Linked DNA regions of Homo sapiens: all the other regions are linked to region 2. A link is a loop called in an ENCODE intact Hi-C map of the cell type or tissue named here. Cell type or tissue: IMR-90. All regions are shown on one strand. Links, peaks and the distances in the headings refer to the core of each region. The heading gives the core; the rest is flanking DNA. Region 1 has its middle 46 kb from the start of VANGL1. Region 2 has its middle 40 kb from the start of LINC01765. Region 3 has its middle 140 kb from the start of VANGL1. Region 4 has its middle 44 kb from the start of NGF-AS1.

Region 1 (7,397 bases), core at 2,135-4,634, 460 kb after region 2:
TTCTAACAGCAGTTAAAGGTGCTTCTTTAGAAGGGGTAATGATAGAGACAGGAGGCAGCCAAGGGTTCCCTGCACTCCCCAGCAAACCCCGCCTTCAAGCCTAAAATAGCCTGAAGGCTGAAAAACCAGACTGCCAGTTCTGGATGAAGCTCGCCCTTTCCCAGTTTATTCTTTCTGAATAATGCCCACCTGTGCAGTAGGAGGATGGGGTGCAACCTCAGGAAATTTGTGCCATTTGCAGTGGGGAGGAGCCTGGCCTTTCCTGTTCCTGTGTGGTGACCAAGGACTCAATCTATGAGACGGGAAACGTGCTAGCAGAACTCTGTCACTTTGCTGAGAGTTATTTTTTCTTTTTCCTTTTTGCCCTATAAATTCCATTTTCCTCACCCTTCTGTTGTGTTCGCAAGCCTAATCTTTCCTGGTCATGTGACAAGAGCCCAGTTTTAGCTGAACTAAGGAGAAAGTTCTGCAACAGTAGTATGCTGTTTCCTCTGCCTAAAATCTCTACTTAAACCTCTCCATCAGAAGGATTTCCACACCAAACCAAAACATCCTTCCAGACCCAGCTCAAATGCCTCCTCGGGGAAGCCTTCCCTCATTCCTTCTCTATCCAGAAGACCTCTCCCTCTGAGATTCTCAATGCACTTGCATGTTTTTAGTTATCTTGAGAGGCTGAAGGCAAAGAGCAGCACATGACACAACACAGGAGCTGAAAATAGGATGACTGAATGAATGACCAAGTAATGAATGAATGGCTAAGTGATAGATGAATGAATTAATGAAGAGATGGCTTGTGCTAAGAGAAGAGATAGCATTTGAATTGAGATTTCAAGAGGGATCAGATTTTCAAACCAGGAATAAGGTAGGTCAAGTTTAGGCTCTTGACAATGCTACACCTCTTAGCCTCGTAGCATTGACCCACTCACGATCTGCTTGCTGGCAGAGAGATTGTCCCACTTCTCCCAAAAATAAGGTTATGAAACCCTAGTGCTACAAGCTTGGGAGGCAGATCTGGGCTGGAATCCTCCATCCCTTTCTCTGGGGTGAGCCAGCAAGTTTACCTAATCTCTCTTAGCCCTCAATTTTCCTTATCTATGGAGTGAGAAAAACAGTATCCAAATTCTAGTTTGGTTGTTAGGATTTAAGTAGATAATGTCTGTAAAACATTTAGCTCTGTTACTGGCACAAAGTAAATGGTAGCTATTATATTATTATCATCACTTCCTCCCTGGGATCCCCAGGGCCTATGATGTTAGTAAGTGAAAGAGCTGCCTGACCTGGTTGCTGCCCTTTGACACATTTTGAATCCCCAGTGACTGCTTCTACTTGCCAAGCTTTTACCTCCAGAAGTCAGGGCCCATGATTTGTGATTTTTCCCCAGCTAGGTGTATGTGTTTTGGGGACCCTGAGGACCTGGGTGCCCCAGGTGACTGAGCCCAGCCTAGGAGTTTATTCCTGGAGAAGGCTCTGCAGTGACCCCAGTGCTTTCTGTGTGTGGATTTTGGCGGGGCAGCTGCTGCTGAGCCCAGGAAAGCTGGGCTGTGAGACCTGGCCCCTCTTGGGTGGACCACAGCCTCCTTGTGTGTCAGAGAAGAGCTGGCCCACCCACCTAGAGAAAGTGAAGGGAAAGCTGGGCTGCTCCAAGTCCAGGCCAGACCAGAATTTATTGTGTGGGTTTCTCTTAACCCAAAAGGTTTCCTTAGCGAGGAGAGGAGGGGAGGGGAGAGGAGGAGCTACAAGCTAAGACTCTTCTACCCAAGCACCTGCTCCATGTTGGATTCTTTGGGATCCTCTACAGCAGGGCCTTTCACGATTTGAGAATGGCCCAGTTCTCTTCTGTCTGTTGAAGCTTCTGCTACATTTTAAAGAAATGGATAAAAGCTATAACGGGATCATAAAAAGGGCAATTTATAAATTATTAATTAATGTTTTTGACAAAAAATGTATAACTGTATAATCACATTGGGAGAAAGTATAGGGCTCACATTTCAGGCTTTCTGGGCAGGGGAGACTCGGGCCCTCCTAGCCCTGCGCCTGCACACCTGGCTGTCTGATGTGGCCCTCCAGGTGGCGATGGACATGAGGGAACATGTGGTATGTCTGAGGAGAGCAGGCTGTGAATGTGAGAAGAAGGGAACTGGCTGTAGCAATACAAGGTGGGTGCCCCTGGATCTGGGTGTGAGGACTCAAGGACCCCAGTCCTTCCTTCCACAGCCTTCCCCAGCCTTGGAACCACTCCAGGCCTGTCTCCTGTTAGTTTGTAAGTGGTCGTTTCCTTGACTCTGGGAACGCAACCAAGTCCCGTTATTGCAGGATGGATTCCCACACCCTGCCCTGGGCCCCAGGAGTGCTGCTGTCCCTACCTGGACTATGGGTTGCTTTCTGGGGCCCTGAATATGGGAAGAGCAAGACTGAGGCATAGGGACCTGAGGAAAGAGAGGGTAGCCAGAATAACCATAAGGATTGTCTCAGGGCCTAGAGAATCTCTGTGTCGAGAAAAGCAGAAGTGATGCCCCTTGGGCTTTGTGTTAGGCGGATGGGTTGGGGGCAGCTGGGTGGGCTCGCCAGTCTAACCAGGCACAGAGCTGACTTGCTTCCTCTCAGACCCTGTGGCTATCTCTGGTCCAGAGAATCCAGTAGAAGCCTTTGTGCTTGTCCAGAGGCCCAGTGGCCCCCAGGTCTTCCTCTTCACTCCCCAGTCCCCCTCCATCAGCACTTCTCTGCCTAAGGAGCTCCAATAGTCTGATACCAAAGGGCCAGAAGATGCAGGTCCTCAATGCCAGGCAAGGGGTGCGACTTCTCAACAGTAGTGCTTGAAGCTCCAGCATGGATATGTGCAGATTGGTAGGAGGTCATGGAGACTCGGAGGTGCATGCAAGTCGTTGCTGTGGAAACAGCTCAAGTGTGAGGCGCTGGGGGCCAAGGGGGAAAGCAGCGGGTGGAGGAAGGGTCAGCTTCTAGTTCTGTGAGAGGCTGGGAGACTGTTTGAGCCTGGAGACAGGCGGCAGGCAGAGCCAGTGTTAGGCACCATTGCAGCACCATCAGGTCTCCTAGGACAGAAGAAGGGATTGCTTCTGTCCTCTCTGAAGATACCCTGACTGGGAACGGTGGTGGTCTGGGATGTGGGGGGACCCCTGGCCTCTTACAGCTCTGCCCCTGACTCGGTCTTGGGAAATCCACACCATTACTTCCCAAGACTGCCTGCTGGATCACTGTGGCTCAAAATGGGTGGCTTTGCAGAGAATTCTCCTTATTTACGCTCTGCCAATAACTGGAGCCTCTTCCAGGCAGACCATTGTGGGGGTGACTGATAGTGCCAGTGACTACAGTTTAGTCAGCCTGCTAGCTCTGTATTTCACTCCCCTTGAGGAGGTGCTGGCAGAAATCCCAGGAGCCCCATGAGGCTTCCTTTTCTATGCTGGCTGAGGAAGCCACAGCACTGGAAAATTACTGTAAATGTGCGTCTGGCGCCACCTAGTGATCGAGGCCCTCCTGCACCCTGTCAGACAGCTCTCTCAGGAAAGCAGTTTGCCTTCTTGCAGTGCACACTTCCTCAGGCTTTGGTGTGTGTGACGGTCACCTAGGATGCTTGTCAAAAATGAGGACTCCTGGCCGGGCGCAGTGACTCATGGCTGTAATCTCAGTACTTTGGGAGGCCGAAACAGGAGGATCGTTTGAACCCAGGAGTTCAAGACCACCCTGGGTGACATGGTGAGATCCCCCACAAAAATTCCTGGGCTCCAGACCCTGAGGTTTTAACTTAGTTTGTCTGGGGAGGAATCTAATAATGTGTTTTCCTAACTAGTATCTCAGGAATTTGTAAGGCAAGTCTCTGGACTACATTTTGAGAACCAGTCTCTTGAAGGACCATGCCTCTTAAGTGTCTGCTTTGCACAGATCATTATGTGCACTCACTGAGTTTTGAGAACTGTACTGAACACTCCTAAATCTGTATCTTTAGGCAAAGTCTCTTGAGTTTCAGCTGCTATTTTTTGACTGGTTGCTTTCTGTCTCCAGAACAGACGCACAGAATTATCATGGCCAGCTCTGAATTTTTAATCTCTTTACATCATCCCAAACCGCCAAATAACCCTTGTATTAGTCAGGGTTCTCCAGACAAACAGGATGTACATATATTTGGAAAGAGATTTATTAGAAAGAATGGGCTCATGTAATGATGGAGGCTGAGGGGTCCCAGGATCTGCAGTCAACAAGATGGAGACCCAGGAGAGCTGATGGTTGAGTTCTCATCCAAAAGCCAGAAGGCTTGAGACCCAAGAAGAACTGATATTTCAGTGCAAATATAAAGGCAGGGAAAGTTTGTGTCCTGGCTCAAGGCAGTCAGGCAGGAGGATTTCCCTCTTAAAGGAGGGGCAGACATTTTGTACTAATCAGGCCTTCAACTCATTGGATGAAGGCCACTCACAATTAGGGAGCGCAATTTGCTTTATTCAGTCTACTGATTCAAATGTTAATCTCTTCCAAAAACACCTTCACAGACAGTCCCAGAGATAATGTTTGACCAACTTGACCCCATGGCCAAGTCAAGCTGACACAAAAAATTAACCAGCACAAGTCTACTCCTTCTCAACTTGGCATGCATATGCATGTACTTGAACCATGCTAATCTCCAAACAAAGATGGTAACATGGTCATAATTTCACCTACACTGATACAACTGTCCTTTGTACAACAGAAAACACAATAAACCCTTCCACAGAGGAAGAAGCAATGTCTTTGAGCTATGTTCACTCTTCTCTGTGACATACCAAAACTTAAATACTATCATATAAAATTAGCAATACTTAAATACTATGACATAAAGTTAATACATCTTATGTTACATGATAAGGGGAAAAGAGGAGGAAAACAAAGATATTCAACACACACACACACACACACACACACACACACACGCATATGCACACGTATACATATCTTGTTACCTTCTTCCACTACCCATTACATATTTCCCTTATCTTCAGCAAGCACCTCAGCTGTTTGTGGTTCTTTACCTGGTGGGGTGATATAAACCTTTTGTCTGAAGGGTTTGAGCCATTAATAATCTTGTCTGAATTGCGTTGTTTTGCTTTTCCATTGACCTTCATCACAGAGCATGATAATACTAAGAGATATCCTAAGGGATCTACTATATTCCAGAATACTCCTCTTTACCTTCACTGTGGAGCAGTAGTCCAATTTCCCCTTGGTGTCCAGATTGATCATCCCAGCTGACACTGTAACTTCCTTCTTGGGCTGTTGACTTGGAGGAGCGCAACGTGTCTGAGTGTCATTCTTAACTTCCAGTTCAATAGAACCATTGTTGTGTCTCTTGGTGAAGCATTCCTCCCTTTGGAACAAACATCTCTTAGCCACCTGAGCATAAGGCCATAGGAACAGGAAGCAAACATTTTGCTAGTGGGTCATTAAGGGTAGTACTGAGTAGTGTCACTCCCATTTTCATCCCTTGATTCCTGAACCTATAAATCCTGGCTATGAGAAAAAGAGCACCATGTACTAGATGCTGATTCAGAGCATATATAGCTTTGTGGAAAACCTTGCCCTAACCCTGAAAGGTATTGCCACCTAGCTGGCACTGCAACTGAATCTTCAAAAGGCCATTCCACTGTTCTATCAAGCCAGCTGATTAAGGATGGTAGAAAACATGGTGAGACCATTGAGTTCCATGAGCGTGCACCCACTGCCCCACTTCTTCCTGCCTGACTGCTTTTGTACTGAAACACTGTTTTTGTTTTTTTGTTTTCTACCTTCAAACTCTAACTCAAACATTGGCTCTTCCTGGGTCTCAAGCCTGCCAGCCTTTGGACTAGAACTACACCATCAGCTCTCCTGAGTTCCAGCTTGCTCACTGCAGATCTTAGAATTTGTCAGTCTTCATAATTGCATGAGCTAATTTCCTATAATAAATAAACAAAGAAACAATCTCCCACAGAACTCTGACAAATGCAGATTTTGGTACTGACAGTAATGTTTGACCAATTGTCTGGGCAACCCATGGTGCAGTCAGGTTGACACATAAAATTAACAATCATAACTTTTTTGCTTTCATTTAGCTGTTTTAGGAACCATCATATTCCCAGTCACCAAACTAGAAAGCAGGGAATTATCCTTGAGTCTGTCTTCTTCCTTACTTCCCCATAGCTATTCAGTGATTTATGCTGATTTTGCCTCACAGAACTCTGTCTTCTCCTCTCTATCCCGCCTACTATTTGAGTTCAGGCCTTTCTCCATTATTTCATAGATATTTCGATTGCCTCCTAACTGGTTTTACTGATTCTCTCTTGCCCCTTCTTAAATCCATGCTTGATACACTAGCCAAAGGGATATATTTGTTGGTTCACTGTTTAAAACACCTCAATAGTTTCCCATCTCCTAGAGCAGGAATTGGCAACGTTTTCCTATAAAAAGGCACATGGTAAATATTTTAGGCTTTGCAAACCATATGGCTTCAGTCACAACTACTCAGTTCTACTGTTTTAGAATTAACAAAAGCAATATCCAAAATAGAAAAATTCACTGGATGGGTGTAATAGGAAAATGAGATGTCAGAAGAAAGAATGAGTAAACAAATTATCCAATCTTAAGAAAAGAGAGAGGCCAGGTACTGTGGCTCATGCCTGTAATCCCAGCATTTTGGGAGGCTGAGGCAGGAGGACTGCTTAATCACTAAAGTTTGAGACCAGCCTAGGGAACAAATTGAGACCCTTTCTCTACAAAAAAATAGAAAAATTAGCTGGTTGTGGTGGCACATGCCTGCAATCCCAGTTAATCAGGGTCTGAGGCCTGAGGTTTGATTGATCCCAGGAGGTCAAGGCTGCAGCAAGCTGTGATTGTGCTACTGCACTCCAGCCTGGGTCACAGAGGGAGACCCCATCTCAAAAACAAAAAAGAAAAGAAAAAACAGAGAAGAAAAGATATTATAAAGTGAATGGAGCCCCAAGTACCTGTGAGCCAATGACATGGAAGTTCTAACAGAGTGGCGAGTCGCAGAAAGAGAGGAAAACAAGATAGGGGAGGGTAGAGTATATGTGTGTGTGTATGTGTGTGGCAAAAACTTCACAAATTTGATGAAAGACAAAGCTTAAACTGGATAAACTCTAAGAAAACTATATCTATACACATCACAAGCTGCTGAAAACCAAAGATAAAGGAAAAAATCTTGAAAACACCACATTATATATAGAAGAATGATTCAAATGACTATGGAGTTTTCATCAAAAAACCTTGGAGACCAGAAGGCACATCTTTAAAGTGATTTTTTGAAATGACAATCCAGAATTCTATATTGAGGAAAATATCTTTGAGAAATGATAGCAAAATATAGTCATTATCAGGTAAAGGAAAACTAAGAATTTGTCATAAGTCAACCTGCTCTA
Region 2 (7,397 bases), core at 1,959-4,458:
ATTTTCAGGAGCAGGTAGACGAGAGGGCAGAATGGGCTTGGTGAAGAGGTGGCCAGAGAACATTCCAGACACATGAGTATCCTCCGAAGGCTGTGGGGCAAGATACCTTCAGGGTGGTTTGCCCCTCTTGACAGTTGGAATGGCTAGAGGGGTGTGTGTGTATGTGTGTATAGACATAGGGAAGCGGAGGGCAAGGGACAGATAAGAAGGGTGGGAAAGAGGTAAGGGAGACCTGCTGGGGGTGATGAAGACAATGTAAGACTGATAACCTTCAGGTGTGAGATGTTTTGGAGGAGCCCTGTTGAGATTTCTTTACACTGTATCCAATAAAGTTGTCCTCAGCTTCTTTGTTTGGATTCGGCACTTGGAAATGGGGCTAGTTTAAAATCAGAGGGAGGGATAAAGCTAAGAATGTGGGCAGGGTAAAGAAACCAGGTCCCCAAATCCATATAACAACTTACAGACCTTATGCCATTTTAGTTAAACTTGGCCTAGCACCTTTGGGTTTGAAGGTTTATCATTAAATAGCTTTTATTTACTTGCTTCTCATTGTGTAAAACTGTTAAAACCCCCAGGTTCCTATTTGTTCTAGGCCCCAGAAGTGAATAATTGATCATTAGGCATTGTAACATTGGTCTGGGGCTTCTGAATGTGCACATCCACTCAAAGTGAGACAGAGGATGGGCCTTCCCCCTGTCCAAGCCAAACAGCTCAGTGTCACATCCTGGCTTCACCTATTTCCATGGATCCTGCAACCCAGACATGATCTCATCAGGGCCACTCCCTAGAAGGAAGTGGGGAAGCACAGGACTATTCTGTCTCATTTTCCAAATAGAGAAACTGAGGCACTGAGCAATGAGAGAAGCTTAGTAAGGATGAGATAATGAGCTAGCTGCAGGGCTGAGAACAAACTGGGCTTTGGCTCAGAGTGGCTACCATTCAGTACAATGTGTGTGTGTGTGTGTGTGTGTGTGTGTGTCTGTGTGTGTGCCTGCGAGCACACCTGTACATTCCCTCTCATCCTAAATCTTCCAAAGGGACATCCTGAAGATGACACAGTTTAAAAAGGGACCCCATTTTGCAAGACAGAATGTGTGACAATGAGCTAGTTATAGAACCTCTGTAAGTCCAGTGTCCTCACCTGTAAATAGGGAATAATGGTATCCATCTTTACAGTATTGTTGTAATGAGTCATTAAGGTTAGTAAGGAATCTAAATATCAGGATCCAATTTCTGATCCCCAGCAAACATATGAGCCACCGGATCACAGTGCCCACTTGGTGGAGTTTATGTACTGACCTGACACCATTCTTGGTTACCTGGTTCAGTGGTGGAAGCCATGACCTGGTCAGCCTAGAGACCAGCTAATCTAATGTGCATCTGTATTCTATTAAATTTACTTTCCTAAGTATGTTATTTCAGTGGGGGAGGAAGCTTTGAGTGCCTACTATGTGCTGGGCAATTTTCTAGGTGCTCTATGTAAATGATCCTATTGAATCCTTCTCATAGTCTTGTGACAGGTATTACCAAAGCAAGGATTTGCATCCCCTAAGAAATAGTTACCTGAGTGTCCTGAACACAGAGCGGTAGAGTGAAACAAAACTGACATTTTAAGAATCCAAATTGAAGAGATCACAAAGCTGAATGCCGGCAAGACCAAACTCCCTCTCTCATGCCCACTGACTCTTCAACTCATTACAAGACATTGTCTTGGTAGCCATTTCATGAAGTTGGTCACACCCTTCTTCTTGCAGCTCCCTCTTTTCTGGCTTCAGCTCTTTTCTTGTTCTCTTTCCACCTCAATCTCCGTAGTCTCCACGGGGCTGCTGTTTCTCTGACTGCCTCTTAAGCATTAGCTTTCCCTTAGGGTTTGTCCTCAGCTCTTTTCTCTCTTCATGTTGAGTGCTTACCTTGAGAGAGCTTTTCCCTTCCAATGCCATAGGTCACTGCCAACTCCCAGATCAGTTCCCAGTGCTTCAGACTAAACAGTCAATTACCAGTTACCTCCCAGAATTTCCTCTTGGTGTCCCTGGCAGGCACATCCAATTCTGCATGTTCAGAATTGAACTCACCATCTCTCTTCTTAACCTGCTCCTTCTCCTTTACTCCTGGCTTGACGAATGACATCACCATCAAGCTAGCCTCCCAAGCTGGAGCTGAGAGTTAGTCGAGTCCCCTCTCCACTAACAGTGGAGACCCCTCTATTTCCTTTATCCTCCACACCCAATCTGCACCAAGTCCTGCTGACCTTCTTTCCTTCGCATCTGTTCCCCTTTGCGGTTCCCTCATCTTGATCCTAATTTTGGCCCTCGTTTTTAAACTTGGCATCTGTTTTGCTTCCCTGCAGTTCAGCTGCTGCTCCCTTTACCAGAGTGATCCTTTTATAAATCTGCAAAATTGATTGATGCCTCTGTGGCTTCCTGTCATCTTTATAATGAAGGCCAAGCTCTCCATGATCTCCCCCTATCCGCCCCTCTCCAGCTTCCTTTCTGGCCATGACCCCCACCTTCTCTTTCTCCAGGTGGGGACAGAACATCTCCAATTTGTGCTAATGCCCATCCCCCACTTGTCTGTCCAGCAAACATCTCCTCAGCATGAGGGTCTGCTCTCTTGGGAAGACCTTCCTGGCCCATCCACCCCTTCTGCCTTTGCAAGCCTGCATCCTTGGCACCCACGCCTCCCCGACTCGTCCTACCCCCTCAGTCTGGCCATAAACTTCTTGGGAGTGGTGATCATGCCTACTCACATGTTCCCCTGGTGTTTATCATAGTGTTAGCACATAGTGGGAATTCAACCAATGCTTGTTGACCAAATGACTGAAGCAGGGTAACGGAAAATTCAAGTCCATGCTGATCTATTAATACCTGGACCTGAGGGGTGGTGAGCGCTCGTTCCCCCCGCTAGAGGGCACTCTGGTCGTGTGCTTCACTGGAGGCCGCGAGCAGTGTGGCTCCACTTGGGAGCCTTGTGAAACCAGTTACGCTCCCGTTGCTGGCAGCTTGAGCCAAGCAGCACAGACGCACTTACGGCTCAGGCCAGTCTCCTTACCAGGCGCCATCATTCTCTTCACATGGACCCTTTGTTTCTCTCATTGCCTTCCCCTCACCTCACCTCACCTCATGCTCCCCCTGGAGGTACACAACCTTCACCTATGGCACATTCAGAACTTTCCCTACTTCCTTTAGCGGTAGCCAATAATATCTGAAATAACTTCAGCTAAGACCCTAATTAATGCCCATTCCTGAGGGTGTCTTCCTCCTGTTGGGTTAGTTGCGACTTACCAATTGCTTTTAATGCCTTTGAGTGACATGGGACAGTGATGTGTCCTGGTGGTGGGGATATTTTTGATGGGAAGGATGGGGTTTCCCTAGAGCCCCTCAAGCCACCCCACACAGTGGCCTTCCTAGGAGTGCTCGGCCCCGCCTGTCGTGCCAAGGGCCCGCGTCCATCGGCGTTCCACTCACAACATGCCTACCTATGGGAGTGTGGTGGGCCCTCGGGAAGTTAGTGTCCAGTTTTGAACAGAGTTGTACTTTTTATTTTTATTTTTTAAGAAAATGTGGTAAAAGTAATGCATTATTCAGCTTCATTCATAAAGCTTCTTTTTCATGGAGTTCCACAGTCTTATGTGTTGTGAAACCACACTTGAATTATTGTGGATAATTACTATTATCCACAATAATTGTGCATCTCTTTTTAAATACTGTGGGAATTACTCAAGGGTGATATCAAAAGGAATGGCACATCGGAGTGCTGGGGCTCTGGGAGCTGTGCCATTGGAGGGTCAGTTGAAGAAATGGGGATGGTGTAGACTGGAGAAGAAAAGACGTTAGAGAAGTATGACAGCTTCCTGACATGCAGATGCTTCTATTTCCATCAACATGTTATAAAGAATTAAAAAAATAAGTGTTGTCAATATTCAAGAAGCTCCTGGGATCCCTTTTGTAGAGCAGAATCTGGGGAGTGGGGTAAGACAGGAAACAACAGAAAATTAAAAAGCAAGAGAGGCTGAGAGTATCCACCATCATTAGTTGTGCAGGATGGGGGTGGGGGCCTCGTGGAGAAAGGCTGCAGCCTGCTTGCGGGCTTGGTTGGGAATAGTCAGAAGAGGGAGAGTTTTGGGAGCCTCTACACCGAGTAGGAGATCCAAAGAGAAATATGAGGAAAAAGGATTGTAAGAGGATGATTGTTTTTTAGTAATTTTTGAGAACTCCCAGCATGTTTTGAATTGCATTTTCACCTACTCTAGGTTGTTAGACTCTTATTTGAATGAGATTTTATTGAGACAGGAATACATGGAATGCTGGGATTACCTCGGTTAAATGAGGAAGCATTTTTCTAATAACCAGTCAAGAGCAGGCCAGGCTTCCTCACCAGGATGAGTTGAGACCTACTGAGTTTGGATGAGCACCTGTAAGGAATGTAGGGGTGTTCTGCCCTGGGTGGAAGGCTGTGATGGCTTCTAGGATCCCTTTCAATTCTGAGGTTCTATGACTTCATGAAAACAAGACATTGCTGGACAAGTTTGAGTGGCCCACCTTCCTACCTGCCTATCCCACAGTCTGAAGTGGCATTTATGAAAAGCTGGGAACACAGAAGGAGACAATGGGTCTCCAGCCTACGGTGAACAGTTCTTTTCTGGCAGCTAATTTAGCTCTAGAAGTTTCCAGTTCCCACCAAAACATTGAGAGATCATCCTGTAGTTTGGGGCACACAATCAGAACAGTTAAATAAAAATGCAAGTGGTTAGTTTTACATCTGCTGGGGACATTCCATGGCCAGCTACATAGAAGTCTAGGCATTCTATGTCTCCAGCCCTAGGAGCTGGGGATACAAGTGTCACTGAGACATAGCTCTTATTCTTGAGGCATTCATCATCTGTGGAAGAGAGAGCCATGGAAACCAGTGATTACAATCCAGTGTCCCAGCATAGATAGAAATATGCATAAGGAGGGGGACATGGGAGGGGAGGACAGCTTTGCTGCAGAGGCTGTTCTTGAGCAAGTTTGAAAGAGTAAATGTGGTCTACCAATGAGGCTTACCAAGAGCAAGGCTATGGAAAAGGCATTCCAGGCAGACAAAGCACCATGGGCTTAGGAGCAGATATGTGAGGCCAAATAATGTATTAGGGGAGTTGAGGCCAGGGAGGGGTGGTCTGGCTGGATCCTGAAGGTCTAGTTATGAAGTTGTATGACATGAGACTGCAGAGCTGTGAAGGGCTTTGTCTTCCATGCTAAGGAGTGTCAGCTTTATCCTACAGAGGTTTTGGATTCCTGAAGCATTTTAATCCTACCCCTTTGTGGCGAGCAAATAGAGGATGGATTGGAGGGGTGTGAATGAGTGTGTACACATGTAAACGCACATTTATGGTTGTGCATGGTCCAGATAAGGGCTCAGGGGCATGGGGAAACTTCCCAAGCAGAGAGCTTCACAATCTGTTTCTAAACCAAGCTTCTATCCCCAAATTGTTTCACTTTATTCTTGTGGAATAATAAAAAAAGTCATTTAGCTCAATTATCTCATTTGACAGAGTTGGAAATTGAGGCCCCAAGAGGGACAGTTCCTTGCCCAAGGCTACATAGCTAGGGATTGGCAGATCCCATGGATTGTTGGCTCTTGATCCAGTGCTTTCTTTATGATGTCATTCTGTTTTCTGAAATTCTCTGATACCCATAGGACAATGTTCTAGCTCTGGAGAATGGCTGATAAGGCTTTGGCAATCTGGGCACAACTGTCTTTCTTCCCCATTAGGTCCCCAGCACATAGTATGCCTGGGGACATCTCTATGCCTCACTTTAAAAATCTCCTGATTCTACTCTTCCTGAAGAACTCCTACTTCCTCTTTAAGGTCCAGGGCAAATGTCACCGCTCATCTGAAGCAGTCCCTTAGCTCAGTGACTCCTCTGGGCAAAACAAATCATGTATCCTCCGTGTTTGTAAAGCACCCAATATGGCAGGTTTATTAGCTTCCTGCTCCATGAGTCTGCAGGCTCCTTGAAGAAAGGCATCATTTCTATCTGCTTCCTGGTTGTAGCTCCAGTGCCTAGCATGGTACCTGGCACATACTAGATGTCCACAAAATGTTTGTTGAATGACTAAATTAATGAATGTATCAATTAAAAGTCTCACCTCAAATCCCTTCATATGGGTCTATTGTGAGGTCCTTGGGGCTCTAACTGAGTCCATGATTTTCTTATTTTAAAAATCATGAAGTGGCCGATGCTGGTGTTCTCAGTAGAAACATGTTAGAGCTGGAAAACTTTCTATGCATTTCTTTTCTCTAAAGCAAAGTGAAGGTGGGGACTCTGGGCTCATTGCTCCTTTGTAATTCCTCTGTATTATACTGAACTGAGGAAGTTAATTTTCCCTGAATACTTTCGGCACTGTAGAATTTGTTTTTTCTCATGACTAACTTAAAGCTATTCTTACAGTTTAGATTTGTTTTGGGTCTTTAGGGGAAAAATTCTCTTGCTTTTTTTTTTTTTTAAATTTCTTCCTTATCCTTCTCAAATTCCATGCTTGCTTAGTCTTGTTTAAACAATTAGATTCACTTTAAGAAAGCTAAAATTAGAGCCACTATGGGGCAGCACTCCTGCCCAGCCAGCCATCTTTTCCTCTCCAGAAGAGCCTTTTTAATCTGAGTCCTTTTGCCAACTGATAAACACCTCATGAGCAGCACCCAGGCCGCGTCTTTCCAAGAGTTAGCTGTTTCTGGATGGAGATGACTTGTTCTTTGTTTAAGGGAGAGCCATTTACAATTTTTTTTTTTCATTGGATTGAAACTCCTGGGCCTGGTGCAGGCAAAGCTGAGAGAGGATGACCGTGGGGCCTAGGTGGATGCCATGTGTGAGCAGAAGACCTGCTTGGGTTGTAGATATGTGGACACCTCCCTCCCTCGCCAGCTTCATTTTTGCCCGAGCCTCAGCTTCCTGTCAGCTGGTGGTTGTGGGCAGGAGGTTACACATGGCACTGAAGCCCTGGAGCCCAGTGGTATCAAGTGGGAACAGAGGTGTCTTCCTAGAGCTCAGGGAAGTCTGAGGACGGTTTATGTGGAGTAACAGCCATCTGGGAAGCTGAATTCAGAAAGTGATTGCAGGGAATGGAAAGGAGTGGTATTTTTGGATCACCTTGCAAGCTTGAGGAATTGGGCTGGACATGTTCAAAACGTATTTTCATTTAGTCCTTGTGATAATGATCACTACCATTTGCTGAGCACTTAGCTTACACCAGGCAAATTACACACATGATTACATTCTGTCCTCAAAATGTTCCCCAGGGAGGACCTGATATTATTTCCATTTTACAGAATTGGAAACTGAAGCTTGGAGAAACTGGGTTTAAAGAACTTGCCCAAGGGTGGGAACCAGACTAAGCTCAACATCCTGTGCCCTCCACCA
Region 3 (7,397 bases), core at 3,041-5,540, 370 kb after region 2:
GCAAAGCATAAAAATTTGGAAAATTTGCAGCCTGACAATGTGGCAGAAGAGAAAAACCCATTTACTGGGGGGAATACAAGCTGGCTGCAGAAATTTGCATAAGTGATGAGGAACCAGATGTTAATCACTAAGATAATGGGGAAAACATCTCCAGGGCATTTCAGAGACTTTCATGACAGCTTCCCCTATTACAGGCCCCAAGGCCTAGGAAGGAAAAATGGTTTCCTGGGCCGAGTCCAGGACCCTCTGCTGCGTGCAGCATTGGGACTTGGTGCCTTGCATCCTAGCCACTCTAGCCATGGCTAAAAGGGGCCAATGTACAGCTGAAGCCATTGCTTCAGAGGGTGCAAGCCCCAAGCCTTGGCAACTTCCATGTGGTGTTGGGCCTGCAGGTGCACAGAAATCAAGAATTGAGGTTTGGGAACCTCTGCCTAGATTTCAGAGGATGTATGGAGAGGCCTAGATGTCCACACAGAAGTTTGCTGCATGGGTGGAGCCCTCATGGAGAACCTCTGCTAGGACAGTGTGGAAGGGAAACGTGGGGTTGGAGCCCCCACACAAAGTCTCCACTGGGGCACTGCCTAGTGGAGCTGTGAGAAGAGGGCCACCATCCTCCAGACCCCAGAATGGTAGATCCACTGACAGCTTGCATCATGTGCCTAGAAAAGCTGCAGACATTCAATGCCAGCCTGTGAAAGCAGCCAGGCAGGGGACTGTACCCTGAAAAGCCACAGTGGCACAGCTGCCTAAGGTTGTGGGAGCCCATATCTTGCAACAGTGTGCCCTGGATGTGAGACATGGAATCAGAAGAGATCCTTTTGGAACTTTAAGGTTTAATGACTGCACTATTGGATTTCAGACTTGCATGGGGCCTGTAGCCCCTTTGTTTTGGCCAATTTCTCTTTGGAATGGATGTATTTACCAAATGCCTGTACCCCATTGTATCTAGGAAGTAACTAGCTTGCTTTTGATTTTACAGCCTCATAGGTTGAAGGGACTTGCCTTGTCTCAGATGAGACTTTGAACTTGGACTTTTCAGTTAATGCTGGAATGAGTTAAGACTTTGGGGGACTGTTAGAAGGGCATGATTATGTTTTGAGCTGTGAGGACATGAGATTTAGGAGGGGCCAAAGGCAGAATGATATGGTTTGGATGTGTCCCCACCCAAATCATCTTGTAGTTTCCATAATCACCACGTGTTGTGGGAGGCATCAGGTGGAGATAATTGAATCATGGGGGCAGTTTCCCTCATCCCATTCTTGTGGTAGTGAGTTAGTTCTTATGAGATCTGATGGTTTTATAAGGGCTTCCCCCTTCGCTGGATACACATTCTCTCCCCTGCCACCCTGTGGAGAAGTGCCTTCCACCACGATTGTAAGTTTTCTGAGGCCTCCTCAGCCATATGGAATTGTGAGTCAATTAAACCTCTTTCCTTTATAAGTTACCCAGTCTCAGGTATTTCTTCATAGCAGCATGAGAATGAACTAAAACAATGGCATACCTTATAACTTCATTTTCCCAAGAGTAACCTAGGGTGAAGCTTTAAAGCCTATACAAAATAAATACAAATAGATGTCATGTAGAGTAGAATCAGGCTTTGCCATTAATACAAATAAACTTTGGCAGAGAGCAGTAACATTTGAGTGGCAGAGAGGAGTGTACATCCCATAATCAAGGCCAGGGCTCAGCAAAGTTTTCTCATAAAGGGCCAGATAGTAAATATTTTAGGCTTTGGGAGATATGGTCTCTGTTATAATTAGCACAACTCTGCCACTGCATCATGAAAACAACCACAAACAATTACTAAACAAATAAGCATCACTGTTGCAATAAAACTTTATTAGCAAAATCAGGCTGTGGTCCAGGTTTGGCCCATTTACCTTACTGGCGAAGAGTATTCTTCACTCTACTAAATCCTTTCCCTTTTTTCTTGCTCTTCTTCTTTCCTTGGTGTCATTCCTCACATCAATTATATCTCCTCTTGCAACTTTACCTCTAACCTAACCCTTGTGGCTTTTCTTACCCTTCATGCAACTTACCATGAAGGATCTTCTGCCCCCACAGCAACCTCTCCTCATTGCAGTCTTCCACTTTTTTCCATTCCTCCCCAACTATGCAGCTTCTTCTTCAAAGCATCCTTTCTTCTCCATTCCAATTCTAACTCTGACATTGATTCAATCTCCCCACCCCATCCCATATCCACAAAGAAGACAGCATCAGCATTTGTGTGAGGCAATTCAATCCTGAGCTTGAGCCACACAGTGTATATATAACCATATGTAGGCAATGGAAAATACTTGCAGATCATTCATCTCAATTTATGAACCTCTTTGGCAGCCTTTGTTCTACTCTCACATGTGGCTCTGCCAAGTTTATAAATACTTCCTCTGGATGACAATAAATTTGGTCTCCCCTAATCATTCACTCCACAGATAAAATCTCATTGAGGTTGCAATAGCACTGACACTTAAAGTTAAGTGTTTTCTTGCTTGGTCTTAGCACTCTAGCCAAATGGATTTTGAGGGCCTCCTATTCATGGGTCACAGCTGCTTGACTCAAGGATTTTTGCCTATGCATGCCCTGACAGTCAGATACTAACTCACTTGGATGCCTGCCTCTCACACTGCTCTACTTTATGAAGTCAAGACCATTAATAAAATCCAGTTTACAGAAAGGCCTAGAGAAGGTTATTTCTCTGAACACTTCGCTGTACCTACTTCCATAACAGATGAACTTACCAGATGTAACAGAAGCGGTTCTTCTGTTCTCGTGGAAGATGAAGTTGTCCTTTGTTTTGATGAGTCCTGAAGGACTTAAAGGTAAGAAAACATATTCATAATATATTATCCTTTTCTGCTTTTTCCCTTAATTCTTGCCAGTTGCTAAACGCAGTGCCAGGTATATTAAGACTTTTTTTAAAAGGCATCTTCTTGTTATCACTACTATCAGCATCACAACACTCTTTCCTCTTTTCTGTATCTACTCAGCTACACAAAGCTCACTTGACAGCTTTGTAATTTTTTTTAAAAGTGGTTAATCCAGACTACAATTATCTCAATTTTAGTTTGTTGCCTGAATTGATAATTGATGGATCAATCCTTTTTTTTTCAGTGCAATGAAAATTACTATGTCATTAAAATAATGGAAATATGCTGTGGCAGGGGAAGGGAATCACCTTTGAATTCTATTTTATTTCCCTATTTATTTTTAAATATATGTGTAGAGAGAAGAGTCAGGGAGGCACAAAGGAAAATAAGCAAGAATAAAGGCCACAGGGTCATGAGGAAAGACACAGGTGCCCAGGTGGTGCAGGGAACCTGTTTTTGTCCCTTTTTGTTTTCCTTCTCCTCTGTCATTCCTCTGCTTCTGTGTCCTCCTTATCTCTCCCTCTTTTCTTTTCAGTTTCTCTCAATTTAAAATAAATTAGAACGTAGAATCAAAACGTCATGTTTTATTTTTCAAAGATTATTATTACCAGCTAAATAACATTGGTAATTTTTATTTTGAGTTTCGTACAAATTAGTTATTGATTACTAATTATTTGAGAACAGGATTTTTGTTTGGATTCTTAGCCTGTTGCTTCCACATGCTCTGAGAGGTGTAAATTTACATGGAAAATAAAATATCTTCCTGGTCAGAACAGAAGTCATTCATGATGATTTAGCTTATTTCGGTTCTTCCTTTTTTTCCCTTCTCCCCTCCCTCTCTGTCTCTCGTTACTCACACCCAGCTATGTCACTGCGATGACCAGTGAGCCAAACACTCACCTTGGGTTCCTCCTGGGGGAAGTAATAACTCACAGCAACCTATCTCCCTCCGGGGAAGCCACCTGTGACTTTCACTGACACAGGGCTCAGGCAAGTCTCTGTACACAACGTGGTCTTCACACAATGAATCAAGACTGTTGATTGACTGAGGGGTCAGAGGGCCGACAGGCTGGTCGTTGGCTAGAGCACGGTAAAGATGATGGCAACCAGGCTCAGAGACACACAGGGATGGCCACGGAGAGTTAGGCACCAGATTTCCCACTCTCAGGCTCATGGACTTTGCAAGTCCCACTTATCCAGATTCAAACCTGGGCTCCAGCTGTTGAATTTAAGATTCAGAGAGCTTGAGCTTCTCACGGTACATATCTGAGTCTCATTATTTTCATCTTTGAAGCAGATAAGGCTGCCTATCTCACAGGCTTCTTGTGAGCATGCAGGAGGTAAGATACAAGGAGCACCTAGCACAGCACGCAGCAGATGAAAAAGAGCACGGAGAATGGAGGGGAAGAAAAGGACACAGGATAGCCGCCAGGAGCACGCACAAGTTAATTTGGGGCTGTGTGGGAAACTGATGCAAACAAGCCCCCATACATAAACGCACCACAGGGAAAGCTGGGATTCTGTGCTGAGTGAGGTTATTTCCTGAACTTGCTAATTACACAGCACCATCTAGGGGCAGAGCATGCTTCGAACAAATGGTGGTCTTGGCAAGGTCCTCTGACCCTGCGGAATTCCCAGTCCCTTTTTCCCCTTTCCCCTCAGCCCTCTTCTTCCCTCTGCTCCCTTCTCTTCCATGGCATGCCCTTTCTCACCCCACACTTATTCCCTTTTCTTCCTCTATCTACTCTTCCTGGCGCAGTATTTTTTTGCAATGGAGTCCTTAGGGTTTTGGACAAAATAATCTGTGGGAAGTCAAACAATTACTATCCTCAAACAAGCCTTCCTCCTGTGCTCTATGTCACTGATGTCCTTTGGATGGCACCAGAAACTTGGCTTGCTGAGGCTGTGCTGTCTCTGGTCTCGGATGAGGGCCATCATGGTGCCATGGATGCAGGACTGGGTGTTACCACTGCAGGTGGTGAGAAGATGGCAGTGAAGGAGGACACTCTGGTTTCAACTCACATCCTGGGGGGCCACCTTCTCTGATGTGAATTCCACTGTGAATCTTTTATTGTTCTCCAACCAGTGTAAGGACTCTACCCAAAGAACTCACAAGCTAAAGCCAGCAGCAGAGTTTTCACTTAAAATGTTTCTTTAAAAAAAACCAAACCCTCAAAGAGGGAAAGACGATTTTGGCCAAGTCTGCATCTTATGAGACTGAGACTTGCCAATTTTTATTCCCCATTTTAGAAACTGTGATTTTAAAACAATGCTGAATTATTTCTTTCAAAATACATTTACAAAGAGATTTTGGATTCCGTTCAACATTCTTTCCACACCTCCTTAAATCTCTCTCATTCTTCTCAAGAACGAAGATTTGCTTTCAAATCCCAACAAGTTGTGCTTGAAATAGCATCAAGTCTGTTCGCTATAAAGTGTTTTTGAAAATTCGGTAGGAACATTGTAATACGGTAATGAATTTCCTGAAACATTATTAGAATGCATCACTTCCATACACTTTGCATGTTCCCTGCAAATTACTGAATGCCAATTTAAGTGCCACTTTATTGTGTTTCTGTTTGTCTTTTCCTCAACTGAATGTTATTAAGTACATACTTTTGCTCTGAAGGTGGCCATTAGTAAACTAAAATTTGTTTGGATTTTACAAATTGTCTAGTTTACATCAGGGGTAAGACTTAGCAAATATTTTAAAACTTCAACAATTCTGATCAAGGCAGAAATGTATGTGGAAATAATTACCTGTGTCAACTGAAAACTAAATAGAAACACAATGTATACATTTTCTTATTTTTCCCTTACAAATGATCATCTGTTTTATGTATAATGAAACTACTCACCCAGGCAATTTCTCTGTCTAGAGCACCCTGTCTCTCCAATGTCTGCCTGGAAAAGTCCTCATCATTCTTTACATTTCAGCCAAATGCCATCTACTCAATAAAGCTAACTCCCTAGAGCACTTAGGCGCTGCTTCTCAGTGTGTCCAGAGAGCTTCGTATATGCCTTGATTAAAACAATGACTTTACTATATCATAATTTTTGGTACTAATGCTAATCTCATTTCCATTTTAAATTCCTTTGTTCCTAGTATAGTAATAGCTACCACTCTGCACAAAATACTTTTTTTTTTTTTGAGACAGAAACTTGCTCTGTCACCCAAGCTGGAGTGCAGTAGCATGATCATAGCTCACTGCAACCTCAACTCCTGGGTTGAAGTGATCTTCCCACCTCAGCCTCCCAAGTAGTTGGGATTATGAGTGCGTGCCATCACCACACCTAGGTAATTTTTTTTTGTAAAGATGGGTTCTTGCTATTGTCACGCACGTCCATGTGAAGAGACCACCAAACAGGCTTTGTGTGAGCAATAAAGCTTTTTAATCACCTGTGTGAAGGTGGACTGAGTCTGAAAAAAGAGTCAGCAAGGGAGATAGGATGGGGCAATTTTATAGGATTTGGTTGGGTAGTGGAAAATTACAGTCAAAGGGGGTTTTTCTCTTGCAGGCAGGGGCAGGGGTCACAAGGTACTGAGTGGGGGAGCTCCTGAGACTTATTGTACAGGAGAAGGAATTTCACAAAGTTAATCAATCAGTTAAAGTGGGGCAGGAACGAATCACAATGGAAGAATGTCAGCAGTTAAGGCAGGACCCAGCCATTTTCACTTCTTCTGTTGCTTCACGGCATCTGGATGTATATGTGCAGGCTTGGGCTCAGAGGCCTGACATTCGTGTCTTTTTTTATTAATAAGAAAGAACAAGATAGTGGTGAAGTGTTGGGGTGGCAAAAATTTTTGGGGGTGTTATGGAGAGATAATGAGTGATGTTTCTCAGGGCTGCTTTGAGCGGGATTAGGGGTGGCGTGGGAACCAAGAGTGGAAGAGATTAAACTGAAGGAAGATTTTGTGGTAAGGGGTGATATTATGGGGTTCTAGAAGGAGCATTTGTCATATAGAATGATTGATGATGGCCTGGATGCAGTTTTGTATGAATTGAGAAACTAAACGGAAGACACAAGGTCCAAATAAGAGAAGGAGAAAAACAGGTATTGAAGGACTAAGAATTGGGAGGACCGAGGACATCTAATTAGTGAGTGCCCAAGCGGGTTCAGTGTGATTATTTGCTTGGTGGGTGAGTTTTTGGGCTCTATCCTTGAGTTTTTTTTGTGTTGTCATATACCAGGCCAGATTGATTTAGGTAAAAACAACACTCTTAATTTAAAAATATACAAGGTCCCCTTTTTTTAGCAGTGAGTAAGTCAAGGCCTTGGCGATTTTGGAGGAAAGAGAAATGCAAAACCAGCAATTGTTTGTTAAAGAAGGATTAGAAATGGCTAGGACAGAGTGAGAGAGATTGATAGTGTGGTGGAGATAGCTGGGGAGAGGTAGAGGGTGGCAAAAGAATGGGAACGAGAACAAGAGTGAGTATAAAAGTAAAAAATAGGACTTTATCAGGGTAAAAGTATTGGAGTGTACCTTGCCACTGAAGATCTTCTATCCACTTTAAGAGAGACTTAAGG
Region 4 (7,397 bases), core at 3,175-5,674, 100 kb after region 2:
TCTATATAGTATTAGTGAGATCCTGAGCCAGCGTGATTAAGGAGAGTTTTTCTGGTGAATTGAGTTTCAGGCCTCTACCTCTGTTGTCCTCTTCTGGGTGTCAAGTTGATTCAGAACAGTCCATACATCACTTTCTTTGATTAATCTCAGGGGTTCACACTGACTGTGGAGAAGGCTCATTCTCCACCTATGAGTGGTTTATTTACTTATTTATTTATTGCTCTGTTGCTAAGGCTGGAGTGCAGTGTTCCTCCCATCTCAGCCTCCTGAGTAGCTAGGACTATAGACATGCACCACTACACCTGGCTAATTTTTAAATTTTTTGTATAAAAGGGTCCTCAGGATCTCACTATGTTGATCTTGAACTCCTGGCCTCAAGGAATCCTCCCACTTCAGCTTCCCAAAGTGCTGGGAATATAAGTGTAAGCCACCACGCCTGGTCTTATGAATGGTTTAAGGTACAGAATTGTCATCCCTCTGATTACTGTAATATTTATTCTAACTTTGCTATTTATTGTGTGCAATAAATTGTGCACAATGCTGGACCTAAATGAAGAAGGACTTTCTTTGTCTTTTTTGCAAATTTTGTAGTGTATTACAGAATCCCTGCTTTCTTTGGCCTATGGCAGTTGAGAATTTATAAGATTTCATAAGAGAAAAATTTAGGACTGATGATGCTAACTTCATCATCCTTCATCACTTATAGTTACTTCCAGTGCACTCTCAAACTCTTCCTCCTCACCTGCTGAAGTAGGCTAAGCTTTTGCTGTTTAACAATTTCATATCTGCTGTATATCTTGCATGCAAAACCTCATTGGTAAATTTTGTTAATGTGGTTCCTACTTTGGTTTAATGACCTCTGTTTTATTGTCTGTCCTATACAGAATTGACATTAAGAAAACACAAAAGAGGGAGGTGAGTTTTTGTTCTCCTGGGCCTTTCCTTTTCTGTCCCTTTCTTCCCTGAGGTGGGCTGAGGATCAAGGGTCACTCATTCAGGTAGCCTGTGGGCTCATGCAGCCTCACTCAGGTAACAGGCTGTGGTTTAGGGTAGCTTTTCTTGTAAAATCAACTCTCAGCTAGCTGTCACAGAGAAAAGGTAGTCACCCCCGAGGTAGGCTCTAAGTAAAATCATGGCCTTTCAGGAAGAAAAGGCAAAAGAACCTGAGCACTGCACCATTATGCTTCAAATTATTAGGTAATAAATGAGTCCTGGACACCCAGCCAAGGTAAAAAGAATAAAGCAGGATAGAAGATGTCAGAAGGAAATGTGTCTTGAGAGGGAGATGGGGATTTAAGTGGGTGCCCAGGATTGATTGCATGAATAAAAGAAAGACTTCAGCCCAGGGAGGAAGACAGAAGATAGAGTGGTGCTGTTGGATATATATGTCTTTGGAGATTATACACACATTCACACACAATATGATACGGATATATTTATAATCTCCATAACATATTTTATATGTTTTATATAAATAATCTCCAAAGACATGTATTTGTGTGTGTGTGTGTGTGTGTGTGTGTGTGTGTGTGTATGGCCAGTGTGAAGGGTATGCCCTAAAAGGTGGAGCTGAAACATCTGAAGTAGAATATCTGATAAATTCTGGTATTACTTTATAAATTTCTGTCTTAGAAAATGGAAGAAGCCATGGAGTGAATTGGCACAGTGGACTTGTTTTTAAATGTACCATTTCATTTTGAAAAATATATGAAAAATACAGAGAATAATCTAACACAAATGAATGTAAAACTAACTCCCAGAATTAACAAGTGTGACTGCTTTGAGACATTTGCTCTGGACTTATTGAAGAACTAAGTCATTACAGATAAAGTTGAAATTCGCTTTGCACCCCTACCTCAGTTCTGTGTCCTTTCCTCCCTCCCCAGAGACTGCCACCATTTTAAATTTGGAAGAATGCTTCCAAACTCTAGACTCAATGCTTATCAATAAGAAAAAACTAATTTTAAAGATGAAGAAATAACAGAAACTTTGGGAGAAATAGTCTTAGAAGTAGCAAGGATGTGAACTCTGGCACCGTCCTTGGATTGAGTGAAGCAAATGTTATAGAAAATCAGATGTAAACGCAGGGCTCTGAAAGTGGAAGCAGATTTAAAAGCCTGGAAGAATCTGAGTCATAATTGTGGCTATTTAGTTGCAAATGACCCTGATAAGGAAGAAAGAGGGAAACTGCCTGTAGAAATAGGTAGTTTTTAGTGTGCGCCTGTAGTCCCAGCTACACTCAGGAGGATGAGGTGTGAGGTGAAAGAAATAACGTAGTTGCCTTAGGAGCTCTGGTTGAGTTCAGCTGTCTAAAGGTACATTTATGAGACATGTGTTCTAAATAAAGTTTCGGTGCCACTAAAGAGATACCATTCGAATATAAAATTTTCTTTTTAATTCTCAGCAAGGCAATGTACTTCTATAGAAGGGTGTGCCCTCACAGACGGAGCAATGGTGAGTGCACACTTGGACAAGGATGGGGAAGGAGTTCTTATCCCTGACGCACGTGGTCCCTGCTGCTGTGTTGTTCCCCTATTGGTGAGGGTTAGACAGCACAGGCTAAACTAATTCCGATTGGCTAATTTAAAGAGAGTTATGGGGTGAGTGTTTTGGCAGGAAAAAATGGTTATGGCAGAGCAGGAAATCGGAATGAGTCAGAGTGGAGAATGAGCAGGCAATCAGAATGAGTCAGGGTGGAGCAGGTAATCAAAAAAGGCTGCTTTATGAGGAAGTTAAGTTTAAAAGTAGAAGGCAAAGAATTGAACATACTGACATATTGAGTCCTTGAAGAGAAATTTAGAACTCATATCTAACACATGGAAGGAAGATCTACCCAGGGTTAACAGAGACCTGTAAGAAGAGTGTCAGAACTCCTAAACTGCAGAAGATGAAGTTTTCAAGTAGTGTTGAGAACAAGAATACAAAAGGTGCTTTTAAAACTAAGATCAGCATGGAAGGACGATCAAAGGAGTCACAGGCCTGTGTTTTGGATGGCTGGTGAAATGTTAATGGACAATGAAAGAAACCAGGACTACTCAAAAACTCTAATTTTGTATCCATTGTCTCCATTAAGGGGAATATCTTCCACATAGGAAAGGTGTGGACCAGTGATAAAAATGGGTGGAGGCCTGAGAGGTGAGGAGCTGGTGAGAGGGCCCGTAACATAGTCTTTCAATGAATTGCAATTCCCAAAGCAGATAAATTGCGTCCCAGGGGCCGGATGCAATTGCAGATGTAATTATGGAATATTAAGTGCTTCAAAATTGGGGATGGGCAGATGCCTCAGTATTCAAAATGGTGGAAAAAAGTATATTCAGGAATTCAGAGACCAGAAAATTTGCTTCCATTCTGAAACAGAATGGGCAAGGTGTGGTATGGAGAGAAGCGCATAGGAGCAGATATTCGCAAGAGGATTCCTCCACCTGAGGCCCTTCAGTTCCTGGTGGCAAAGGAATCAGGAGTTGCAAATTGGAGAGGGCAGCCCTACCTCCAAGAGAGAAGTTGAGGGTGGGAACTACCAGAAGATATTGAGTTTACACTGGCCTTTTCAGTCCAGCCCTTTAGATATCTCCCACCTCTGAACCTTTTTTTTTGGAAGTCTTTAGAAATTCTTTATCAGCCCCTTGATTTGACAGACATGAAAGCTTGGGTGCCTGGATTGGCAAGGTCTGCAGAGTAGAAGCAACCTGTCCAAGTTTACACAGCTGTTAATGGCTGAGCTGGGATTAGAGCCATGTGAGATAACGCACCACCTGGGGTTCTCCCCATTTATTCCACATCTGTACTGCCTAGCACGTACTTTTAATCTGTACTTATATATCTTTTATCTCCCCAATAAGACTGCATTCATTTTACACTGATTGAACATTTAATGTGTGCCAGGCACTAGGCTAAGTGCTTTGTGGATATAAAGATGATTAAAATCTGGTTCTTGGATTTAGTGAGCTTCTAATGCCATAAGGGACTTAAGCAGACTCACAGAATAAGTAGAGTGCTGTGAGATCATGGTGGAAGGGAGCATTGTGAGTTCGAGGATCCAAAAAGACTCTACCAGGAAGCATGAACTCTCCAAGGGCAGGGAGAATACCTGACACAACTTGATATTTTTTCCAGAGTCTTGAACAGTGTGCTAGAAGCCAGGAGAGTGAGCTGAGACCTCAGCAGAGCTTACTGTTTTAGAATTTAGAGAACTAGCTAAACCTGTTCTTGATCCCTGCTATGAAGGATGCTAGGGACCAAGACATTTTGCTTTCTCCTTCCTTTCCTTCTCTCTCTCTCTTTTTTTTTCCTCATGCCACTCAATTCTCCTGGGCTCCTCTTCAAAGATTTAATGAAGATTAAAAATTCACTTTGGAGCCAGGATATATCATAAGCTGGGAACAGAGAGGCCAATGAATCACACCAGGACCCCTTGCACTGGCTCTGAGGCTGGACTGCACCCAAAGCTGCCTGCAGGAATGAGAGGAAGTTATGGCATGGAAAGCATTGCATCTTTGGGCCTTCTCTCTGAGGCAGCATGGAAGCATCCACAGCCCAGTCAGGAAATTCAGAGAAAGAAACGAAACTGATGACATGGATATTAGGAACACATTCTTTCCCACTGAGCCTTGCTCCCTGGGGTGCAGGCCTATGGGTTGGTTTGGAACAGAGGCAGCTCTCTGGGTGCCTAGACTGGCAAGAACTGAGATTTGGCCTGAGGCTACATCAGGTTCCAGATTCCAGTGGTGAGCTCCAGGATCCTGTGGGGACAGTCTGCTGTGGACTCTGCCACCAAGGCCAGGCACTCATTAATCTGCACTGGGTATCTGCAACAGGAGCCTGGTCTGAGGTAGGTAAAGGGGTTGGGAAGGACAGAGCCATGAGAGTCATTAGGTTTTAAAAGTCAGCTTTATTCTTCTCTTATTAGGTTGACCTAAGTGCACAAAATCAATTTTCCAAAACTAAGAAGGACTTCATGTTACTGATAGGTTGGTTGGAATACAGAGCCTCTAAAGTTCTTTTCATCTCAGAAATCTGGAATTCCATAAGAAGGACTTTGAAAGAGCCCATGTATCTTCTGCTTTTTCTTTGTCATGATGTTATCATTCTCATTTACTAGCTGGGTGACCTTTGGCTCTTACCTTTTCTAGATGTCCTATCTTCAAATGTAAAATAGGCTTAATACTTTTCTACTGCTCTAGGTTGTCTTGAAAACTACATGAAATAATATATATAAAAGTGCATGGTTAAAATTCACAGGGACTTAATAAACATAAAATGTGTTCTCTTCCTTCCTCTCTGTGCTCACTGTGTTCAATAACTCGGAAGGAGACTGATGCAGGCAAGCATAATAAACCAAAACTAGTCTTATGCAACAGCGAAGTTGCCAGTGAAAATGCATTAAGAAGACCCTCCTTGCCCTACCCCAGACAAAAATTTTATCTCCCAAGTCCTGTGATAATGTCTGTGATAATGCCTGAGGTGGTACCATTAGTCATTGTGTGTGTCAGATGGTCTTATTATACATATTAGTCATTAAAACCTTAGTATAAAATAATTTTAAAATCGGAGCTTCTTAAGCTTGGAGATTATTTTGTCCAACTCTCACCACCCCCCTCAAAGAATTATTTTGGTAAGTCTCCTGATAGTCATCTAGACTCTTCTTGAATGATTCCTATGATAAAGAGCTCACTACTTTATGAGGTAGCCCATTCATTGTGGTACAGCTGAAGTTGATTAGATATTCTTTTTTAAGTTGAAATAAATCTCTCTCCTCAAAATTTTCTGTCTTTGGCCTGAGTTCTGTAAAATAGAGCAAACAGAGGTAAATTTGGTGCCTCATTAATCTGATAGCACTTGAAATCATTAAAAATAGTGATCTTCTCTTTTTCAGTCCCCATCACTTGGTTTATCTGATTTTTTTCTCATGTAATAGAGTTTCTAGATATTTTAGGTTCTTTACAAGCCAAGTCGCTCTTCTCTGAGGATGCCCACATTTTCCAGCATTCTCAACTTATGGCACCTGAACACTACCCCAGGATGGTTCTGACAGTGTAGTGGATGGGAGGTTATAATCTCTACTTGGTCTGGATTTAGGCTGATAGTATTACAGAGGGTTTTTATTTGTTTGTTTAATCAGATTACATGATTGTTTAATATTTAGTGTCTAATAAATTAATACCTCAAGATATTTCTGTAGGAGTTGCTATCAACTTATGCATTCCCGGGATTAGACTATTATATTAAGGAATGTAATGTTTTAATTCTAAATGCAGATAATTTTATTCTTAGTTAAAAGCTCTGTCTCTTCCCCCATTTGTTTCAGGCCATTGCTTTGTCTGTTTACTGGATCTTAACTTGTCAATCCACCCACTAGTGGTTCCTCCCAGCTTTGTGTCATCCGTAATTTTGACTAAGCAGGTCCAGTGACAGAGCCCTTCAGCCCAACACTAAAGGCTTTATTAAAACTGGCACATATCCATCATCCCTGAGTAAGATTGCTGAACTGCAAAATTATTTAATAGTTCTATCATTGAGGCTACAACCTTGAGAATTCCCAAGCTTGGCCATTTCCAGTCATTCAGTTAGTAAGTGAAAGTTTATTTGTTAATCTGGGTGGGGTTCTTAAAATGCATATACTTGGCAGACAATATTAATTGGTTTCTGGATGCCTACAATGCCACCTACCCAGGTGGAGTGATGCAGAAATTATTATTCTAACCCAGGGGCAAAATATTCATTCATTGACTATGAGGAACACTGGGAAATGCACATGAGAAATTATTGACTTGTCTTGATATCTCAGAATGTTAAGGAAGAGCTGACTAGACCTAATTCTGCTAATAAAAGGATTCCTCACCCACCCAAGGATGCCCAATCTTCAAGGGATTCTCTGTTTTCACTTTGTTCCTTTCATCAGCAATTACATGAGCAGCTTCTGCTGTTGTGAGGAACTGCTAAGAAAATCAAGGATTTGGTGATTGGGGAAGGAGGAAGTATTGTCATTGGGAGGAAACCTAAAACTTGGCAAAGGAAGCTTTGAACATTGGCCTTCATGGTGAGAGAAGTGGACCTGGGAGTGAGGCCTGGTATCAGGGATAGGTCAGAGGGAGGAAAGGGATGTGTATATAACTATTTTCCTGAGACCATAGGCTTAGCTTGGTCATCTGGGTTGGTTTTTGCCTCTATCAACTGGTATATATTCTTGTAGGGAGATGAGCATGAAGCAGTCACCACTCTCAAGTTTGATCCAAGATATTTGAAATCCCTCAGCATGCCAGCCTCCTATGGAAACATTTGCCAACTTATCAGGGATGTGGAAGACACAAACTTTGGGTGAAAGCATCATATTTTCACGTAATCTGTGAAGGCCAAGGAAAGGTCTTCTTGTTTAAATGGCATATGGCTTGCAGTTTCTG

What was found. A loop is a pair of places that touch in the nucleus more often than their neighbours do. Peaks named below come from ENCODE experiments on the same cell type or tissue, not always from the same donor. Only the 100,000 strongest peaks of a DNase experiment are listed, where the experiment ranks them.
Region 1: it touches region 2 in a loop (9-fold over the local background); 97 of 110 quality-filtered maps call a loop at or near these places.
Region 3: a loop joins it to region 2, with 5 times the contacts of the local background. A loop is called at or near these places in 17 of 110 quality-filtered maps.
Region 4: a loop joins it to region 2, with 2.8 times the contacts of the local background. A loop is called at or near these places in 3 of 110 quality-filtered maps.

What each region holds. Positions count from the first base shown.
Region 1 is chr1:115,592,538-115,599,934 of GRCh38, forward strand. No RefSeq gene overlaps it. Among named protein-coding and RNA genes, the nearest start is that of VANGL1, 46 kb to the right of the region's middle. RefSeq lists an enhancer at 3,331-3,625. In IMR-90, for the core only: a CTCF peak has its summit at 3,466 (motif pointing left); a DNase peak (open chromatin) is centred at 3,384.
Region 2 is chr1:115,136,173-115,143,569 of GRCh38, forward strand. No RefSeq gene overlaps it. Among named protein-coding and RNA genes, the nearest start is that of LINC01765, 40 kb to the left of the region's middle. In IMR-90, for the core only: a CTCF peak has its summit at 2,908 (motif pointing right); a DNase peak (open chromatin) is centred at 2,969; H3K27ac peaks cover 136 bases.
Region 3 is chr1:115,502,942-115,510,338 of GRCh38, forward strand. No RefSeq gene overlaps it. Among named protein-coding and RNA genes, the nearest start is that of VANGL1, 140 kb to the right of the region's middle. In IMR-90, for the core only: a CTCF peak has its summit at 4,436 (motif pointing left); a DNase peak (open chromatin) is centred at 4,420.
Region 4 is chr1:115,235,079-115,242,475 of GRCh38, forward strand. No RefSeq gene overlaps it. Among named protein-coding and RNA genes, the nearest start is that of NGF-AS1, 44 kb to the right of the region's middle. In IMR-90, for the core only: no CTCF peak of the experiment used is centred there; a DNase peak (open chromatin) is centred at 4,493; H3K27ac peaks cover 287 bases.